Regions from separate parts of the Homo sapiens genome. Here region 2 is linked to region 1. Evidence: read pairs that join two places in POLR2A ChIA-PET (ENCODE). Cell type or tissue: PC-9. All regions are shown on one strand.

The links. Peaks named below come from ENCODE experiments on the same cell type or tissue, not always from the same donor. Only the 100,000 strongest peaks of a DNase experiment are listed, where the experiment ranks them.
Region 2: POLR2A ChIA-PET joins it to region 1 with 5 read pairs; 2 of 35 experiments call an interaction of 5 or more read pairs at or near these places.

Annotation. Positions count from the first base shown.
Region 1 is chr7:12,295,434-12,299,433 of GRCh38, forward strand. No RefSeq gene overlaps it. Among named protein-coding and RNA genes, the nearest start is that of TMEM106B, 86 kb to the left of the region's middle. In PC-9, no CTCF peak of the experiment used is centred here; a DNase peak (open chromatin) is centred at 2,488; H3K27ac peaks cover 374 bases.
Region 2 is chr7:11,983,297-11,987,296 of GRCh38, forward strand. All of the region lies in intron 1 of LOC124901589 (a long non-coding RNA gene), which reads right to left. Among named protein-coding and RNA genes, the nearest start is that of THSD7A, 150 kb to the left of the region's middle. In PC-9, no CTCF peak of the experiment used is centred here; a DNase peak (open chromatin) is centred at 2,255.

The DNA of each region.
Region 1 (4,000 bases):
CCATGCATACTTAACCTCCTTTTAAAATTTGTTTCTTCTTACCTAGAGACCATCAAACTCCAAATGGTCATGGAAATAGAGCCTCAGATGATGGCTCTTTTTACCGGGAACCCATAGGTAGACCTCTGAGAGACATCTAACTGCTGTTTTCCCAAAACAATGCCCCTGTCAGCATGAAGCAGTTAGACCTGTCACCATCCCTGTAATAATGTCAGTTAGACGTACCTCTTCAGAGGGGGGATTGATAGTGACAGTAAACAGTCAAATTCCTAGCCAGAAAGGGTCGTGTCCCCAGTGAAACCTGACCTTAGAGCCAAGGACAGTCTAAAGCCTGAAAACTGAGCTTCCTGTTCCAGGTAGAGTTCACAACCAGAGTGAGGACTTCCTTGATGCCCTTTAGCCAATTGAATGCTGCTTCTTCCAGGCCCACCCATGGATCAATCAGCATGCACTTTCTCATAAAAGCCTTGGACTCAGCCTCACAGGTGGCAACCCACTTTTTGTTCCCTTCTCACACAGAGGGCTACCCACTTCTGGGCCCCTCTCATGTCGAGAGCTTTTCTGTCACTCAATAAAATTATCTGCCTTGCTCACTCTCCAGTGTCCACGTACTTCATTCCTCTTCATCACGGGACAAGAACCTAGAATCCACTGAACAGTGGGTGCGAAAAGAGCTGTAACATACACTCCTGCTTGCTGAGCTACGGGAGTGAAAAAACCGCTGAGTGCCACATGCCCTCATTCTCCAACCTGCAGTGGCAAATCCAAATGAGCTGTGACATGTCCCCCTTTACTGAGCTGTGAGCAGTGGGACTGAATGTGCTGTGACATGCCCGTTTGCCAAGCTGCAGGAATGAGAGACAGCTGTAACACTTCTTGGGGCCTTGGACCTTGGAGCTTGGGAGTCCCTGGGCAAGATCTGTAGCATTCCTCAGGGCTGTGCAGTTGCTGGCATCTTTGAGATTTCAGTTGCTACTGCATTCCCCTCATCCAGATGCTGGTGCCCAAGGTGGAAGCTGGTGGTGGTATGACCGTTCCAGCTGCAGGCTGAGTGTGGATCCCATGGCAGGTGTGGGATCTGGGGCGGGGAACAAACCAAGTGCAGCCTGCTAGGCTGAGTGGGCAGAGTGAGCCTGGTGGGTCCAAGCAAGGCCCAAGGCAGAGGTCATGGTGGCCACAGAGATTTCCAGCTGGCAAAAGCAGCACTGAAAGAATCCTGTAACACTAATGTCAGCAAGGGTTGCATTATGAGTCTCAACATACATGCATTCCAGAGATGAATAGAAATTCTGGTTACTTATAAATTCTTGAGAAAGAAGCCTGGTACCAGCTGCTGGCTTTAGATAATAGGGAAGTCTAATTACTTCTAAATTTTTCAGATAAGGAGTTTGACTTTGGATGGTCTGCTTGATGGGCACTAGGCGATTTTTGTCCTCCTAAATTTGAGTAATAAAACTAATTTGGCCTTCAGTACAGCTAGCTCTGAGTGAATTAAACTCATTCTCTATTGCAATTTTCTGGTCTTGATAAATCAGCTGTGTCTAGGCAGTGGGCAAGGAGAACCCGTTGGATAGTTACAAAACCAATACCCCAAAATATGATGTTTTGGCATGTTGAACTGAAGAAACCTCAAGGCCTCTCTGACCTCCCCCATTATTTAATCAATCTGCCCCATGTTAGTGATATTCAGTGAAACTTCAGGGGGCCAAAGGCCATGGCCCCCACAAAAGCAAAGCTTCATTTAAACACTATCTTTTCAAAAGAAATACATTGGTGCTGTAGCCAATAATACCCTGAATTTAAAGTTTCTCCTTAAATTTAAAACTTCTAAGACAAGCTTAATTTACCAACTCCAAAACATAGGTACTAAAACTTTTTAGTCTCTTGGATTGTTAGAGTCCAGATCTTAACTGGATTTTTTTTTCTTTCCCGATTTAAATGTTCTACAATTTAATAGCTGAACTATGTTTTATATGTGATGAAATATTGATGATAATTTAAGACACCTTCAACCTAAGAACTAGAAACATGACTATTAAACAATTGTCACATCAGCATTTATGATTTTATTTCTGGTCATTTTATTTATTTAAAAGCACAGTGAGGTCAGAAGGAAAGCTCAAGAATGGGGAGCAGGGTACAGTGGATTTTGGAGTGTGAAGGAAATAAAAAATTTTACCCCAAAATATATTAATTTGGCATATTTTTAAGTGGCCCTGCAAAGCTGTCTTCTGTGGGGGAAATTTGCATTTGTAGATGTGCAGAGAATCTACATTAATGCAGCCAGCCCGTCTCTTATTCAGATTAACTGAGAAAGATTAACTGAGTCTGAAACATTCAAAAGTCTGAAAAAGACTCTTACCATCTATTCTCTCCAAGGGCTGCTGCCTGTGAAGCAAAGCTTCATCTATATAACAACGCCACCTTTACTAGCTAAGCTTCCTGTTTCCTCCCTCCCAGAATCTGTCTTGCCACTAAGACCTGATTTACCAGCATAACCTGTTTTGGGTCATGTTCTGAGCCCACATTCCTTCTGCAACCTCAAGATGATGCATAAGCATCTGTACCACACTGGGGGTAAAATCTTCATTCTGAAGTCTCCTATGCATACATATTACATAAATTTATATGCCCTTTTTTTTTATTATTAATCTGCCCTTTGCAAGTTGGTTTTTTTCAGCAAACCTCCAGAGGGCCAAGGGTGAAGCCATCTTTACAAAAATTATAACGGAGGAAATTATGACAATGAAAGAGATCAGACCTAACCAACTCCATCTTGCTTCTAACCTTTAAGCTGTCCTTGTTCGTTCCTGGGCATAGGCTGAACTAACCTTTAACTCTGAAACAAAAATGATACTAGCCCTTTCTTTAAAAAAAAAAAAAAAAAAAAAAAAAAAAAAAAAAACCTTCTTGTCTGAGGACCAGTCTGCCTTTGTAGGACTAATAAATTAGCTACAAGATTAGAAATTAAGGTTTAGGGGTCACGCAGCCTCCAGCTACAACAGTCTGAACATCCCCAAATTGCCCCTGGGAACAACATCACTATTGTAAATCCTAAGATCAGTGCTTGAGATATTTTGCAGACCCTGCACTTGATGGATCACCTGACACCACCCAGAAGGGTAATGTAGTTCATCCAGTTCTATGATCCCACCCTGGGACAGAAGACAGCAAGGAAAACTCACTTCGACCCCTATAATTCTATCTCCAGCCTGAGCAGTTGGCATGCCCCACTTCCTGAGCCCCTACCCGCCAAATTATCCTTAAAAACTCTGATTCCCTAGTGCTTGGGGAGACCAATTTGAATAGTAATAAAACTCTGGTCTCCCACACAGCCAGCTCTGCGTGAACTACTCTTTCTCCATTACAATTCCCCTGTCTTGATAAATCAGCTCTGTCTAGGCACTGGGCAAAGTGAACCTGTTGGGTGGTTATAAGGGTTCCCCTTGGTCCCTACAGTTGGAAAAATTGACCTAGTTATTTGCCATTTCTCATCAAAATGATTGTTAAGTAAAATTTATAGAAAGCTATTATTTGAACTGGGCTTCTGCACTACGCCCAACAGGCCAAACCAAAATGAAGTTACTTATGCCAAAATGAAGTTATTTATGCCGAAGTTCAAAGCCACCAAGCCAAAACTAAGTTGTTTATCAGATCTTTCAAGAAATCAGGAGAGAGATTATAGCTGCAGGGGACAGGGGAAAACCTTCCCTTCACCCTCTGAAGTTTCACTGAAAAGTCAACTTACAAAAAACAAATTGAAGAAAAAGCATACAGATTTGTTAGCAATCATACAAGGGAGAACTACAATGTAATTACCCTACCCTGGAATGGTGTTCAGATGTTTTTATAACATCTTGAGGTTACAGAAAGAATAAGGGCTTGGATTGCTCGCAAAACAGGTTAAGGTGGTGATACAGTTTGGCTCTATGTCCCCACCCAAATCTCATCTTGTAGCTTCCATAATTCCCATGTGTTGTGGGAAGGACTTGGTGGGAGA
Region 2 (4,000 bases), 310 kb before region 1:
TCAAAAGGGGAGGGAGTGTATAAATAGGGTGTGGGTCACAGAGATCACATGTTTCACAAGGTAATAAAATATCACAAGGCAAGTGGAGGCAGGGTGAGATCACAGGACTGGGGCAAAATTAAAATTGCTAATGAAGTTTCAGGCATGCATTGTCATTGATAACATCTTATCAGGAGACAGGGTTTGAGAGCAGCCAACTGGTCTGACCAAAATTTATTAGGCGGGAATTTCCTCGTCCTAATAAGCCTGGTAGCGCTATGGGAGACCGGGGCATATTTCATCCCTTATTTACAACCGTAAAAGGCAGGCATCCCCAAAGTGGCCATTTTAGAGGCCTACCCCTAGGCACACATTCTCTTTCTTAGGGCTGTTCCTTGCTGAGAAAAAGAATTCAGCGATATTTCTCCTATTTGCTTTTGAAAGAAGAGAAATATGGCACTGTCCCACCAGGCCCACAGGCAGCCAGCCTTTAAGGTTATCTCCCTTGTTCCCTGAACATGGCTGCTATCCTGTTCTTAAGGTGCTCAGATTTGATATTGTTCAAACACACACACTCTACAAACAATTTGTGCAGTTAACGCAATCATCACAGGGTCCTGAGGCGACATACATCCTCCTCAGTTTAGGAAGATGACAGGATTAAGAGATTAAAGTAAAGACAGGCATAGGAAATCACAAGAGTATTGATTAGGGAAGTGATAAGTGTCCATGAAATCATCACAATTTATGTTCAGAGATTGCAGTAAAGACAGGCGTAAGAAATTATAAAAGTATTAATTTGGGGAACTAATAAATGTGCATGAAATCTTCGCACTTTATGTTCTTCTGCCATGGCTTCAGCCGGTCCCACCGTTCAGGGTCCCTGACTTCCCACAACACTACAGTAATCAAAACAGTGTGGTACAGTATAGAAAAAGCTATACAAAACAATGGGCAAAACTGAGAGTACAGAAATAAGCTGTTATACTAAAGGTCAATTAATTTTCAAAAATGGGTCTAAGATATTTAATGGGGGGAGATAAAGCTTTTTAAGAAATGGTACTAAGACAATAATATCTTCATACAAAAGAATGAAATTAGAATCCTTCATACTATAAAGGAAAATTAACTCCATATGAATCATAGACCTAAATGTGAAAGGTAAAACTATAAAAATTCTTAGAAGCCACAGAGGAGTACATTTTATCCTTTAATTAGTAATGGTCTGTTAGCTAGGATGTTAAAAGCGCAAGTCACAAAAGAAAAAAGTGAATTGGACATTATCAAAATTAAAAAGAAAAAACTTTTTGTATTTCAAAGGATACCATCAAGAAAGTGAAGACGGGAGGCCGAGGCGGGCGGATCACGAGGTCAGGAGATCGAGACCATCCCGGCTAAAACGGTGAAACCCCGTCTCTACTAAAAATACAAAAAAATTAGCCGGGCGTAGTGGCGGGCGCCTGTAGTCCCAGCTACTTGGGAGGCTGAGGCAGGAGAATGGCGTGAACCCGGGAGGCGGAGCTTGCAGTGAGCCGAGATTGCGCCACTGCACTCCAGCCTGGGCGACAGAGCGAGACTCCGTCTCAAAAAAAAAAAAAAAGAAAGTGAAGACAACCCAAAAGAATGGGAGAAAATATTTGTGATCATATATTTAATAGGGGACTTGTGTCTAGAATTAATAAAGAACTGTCAACTTCAACAAAAAGAAAAATAGCCCAGTTTAAAAATAGGCAAAAGATTTCTCAAAGAATATCTATTAATGATCAATAGACACACAGAAAGATACTTAATATAATTTATCATTTGGGAAATATAAATCAAAATCACAATGAGATATCATACCACTTCATATTCACTAGGGTGGCTAAAATCAAAAGGCAGACAATAAGAAGTGTTGATGAGCATGTGGAGAAGCTGAAATCCTCATAAATTGCTGATGAGGTTCTAAAATGGTACAGACACTTAGAAATTTGGCAGTTCACCAAAATATTAAACATGTAGAAACCATATAACCCAGCTATTCAACTACTAGTTATATAACCATATGTGAAAATCTAACTTATTAGAAGCAACTTGTGCATGAATGTGCACAGCAATATTATTTCAGTAGCCAAAGAGCAGAAATAACTCAAATATCCATCAACTGATAGATGGATCATCAATGTGTTTTATAGTCATACAGTGGAATGCATGGCCATTAATTATGACCCCAAAAATGCTTGGTTTTGTTTTTCAACCTGAGGAATTTCTGCCTTTCTACTGACAGAGACATTTGTTTTTCCAGCATTCTTGTTAAGGAATGCTGAAAAGCAGGTTTTGTCTTTTATCAAGAAATTTCACCATCTTTTTTTATCAAGAGTCCTGAAGAAGAATTAAGGGAACTATGGCATTATAAAACTAAAATTATGAAAGTTCTCAGGAACCCTCAAACTTCCATGGCCTAAAGTATTATTGTTAGCTTCAATGTTTCTATGGGCCAAGCCATCTGGGACACCTATATCATCTCTCCTGATTGATTAATAACAGGCTACCTTAGGCATTTGGAAATTTCATTAACAGTCTTAAATTCCACTCAATTACAAACAGATATGACTAGTACTACACGGACTCAGGATATCTCTAGCTCTAGATCAACAGATAAGAACATTTCTAAAACACCCACCTCTAAATGATCTATAATCTGAAAATGTAATCTTCTGGAAAAGACACCAAAAAACCTGCACTTGAACCTCAGTGAAAAGGATCTTATCAGGTACTGTTAACAACTGACACAACAGTAAGACTCCAAAGTAGTGATCCTCAGATTCATGTTTCCTACCTCAAAAGATGTTTATTACTTCCTGTATTAGTCTGTTACCATAGACTGGGTGGCTCACACAACAGAAATCTATTTTCTCACAGCCTGGAGACTGAGAAGCCCGAGATCAGGGTGCCAGCATGGTCGGACTCTGGTGAGGCCTCCTTCCTCACTTGCAAACAGCCACCATTTGCTGTGTTCTCACATCGTTTTTCCCCAATGTGTACACATGCAGACACAGAAATCTCTCTCTTTCTCTTCCTGTAAGGCCATCAATTCTATAGAATTATGCCCCTACTCTTTTTTTTTTTTTTTTTTTTTTTGAGACAGAGTCTTGCTCTGTCACCCAGGCTGGAGTGCAGTGGCATGATCTCGGCTCACTGAAACCTCTGCCTTCTGGGTTCAAGCAATTCTCCTGTCTCTGCCTCCCACGAAGCTGGGACTACAGGCGTGCGCCACCACGCCCAGCTAATTTTTATATTTTAGTAGAGACAGAGTTTCACCTTATTGGTCAGCTGGTCTGGAACTCCTGACCTCAGGTGATCCACCAGCCTCTGCCTCCCAAAATGCTGAGATTACAGGTGTGAGCCACTGCACCCACTGCTCCTACTCTTTTGACCTCATGTAACTTTAATTGCCTCCTAAAAGCCCTGTCTTTAAATACAGTCACATTGTGAATTAGAGCTTTAACATGTAAATTTTGGATGAAACACAATTCAGTCCATAGCACTTTCTCTTCACTAGTGGGCATTCATTCCATTTACAAATCTTAAAAAAAGGCTGGGGGTGGGGGGTTAGGAATCATTTAGAAGCTGTTTACTTCTTCGGAAGGGTAGAAGGCCCCTTTCAGTCCTTCTACTCTGCTAGTAAGCTTGCCTATTATTCCAATATGATCTCTGCTAAAACACTGATATGCTCCCTTTTCTATTCATCTTATTTTTGTGACCCCATCTGTTCACCTTTTACCACTTAAGGAAAAGCAAAACTCTTACACATTTTTTTCCAGAGTATAGCTACTACTCTAAATCTAATGGATTTCTGGCTCTGACACTTGTTCCTTAACCTTGCTGATAAAATTTAATAGCTATTCTCTGAAATACTTCAAAAGACAAATTCTCTTTAACAGGACATTCTTGGCACTTTAGCTCCCCTCACCTTCAATTTTGCAAATTGAACCTTGACCTCATAACAGCAAAATGCTTCCGCCAAGGTCATTACAATCCT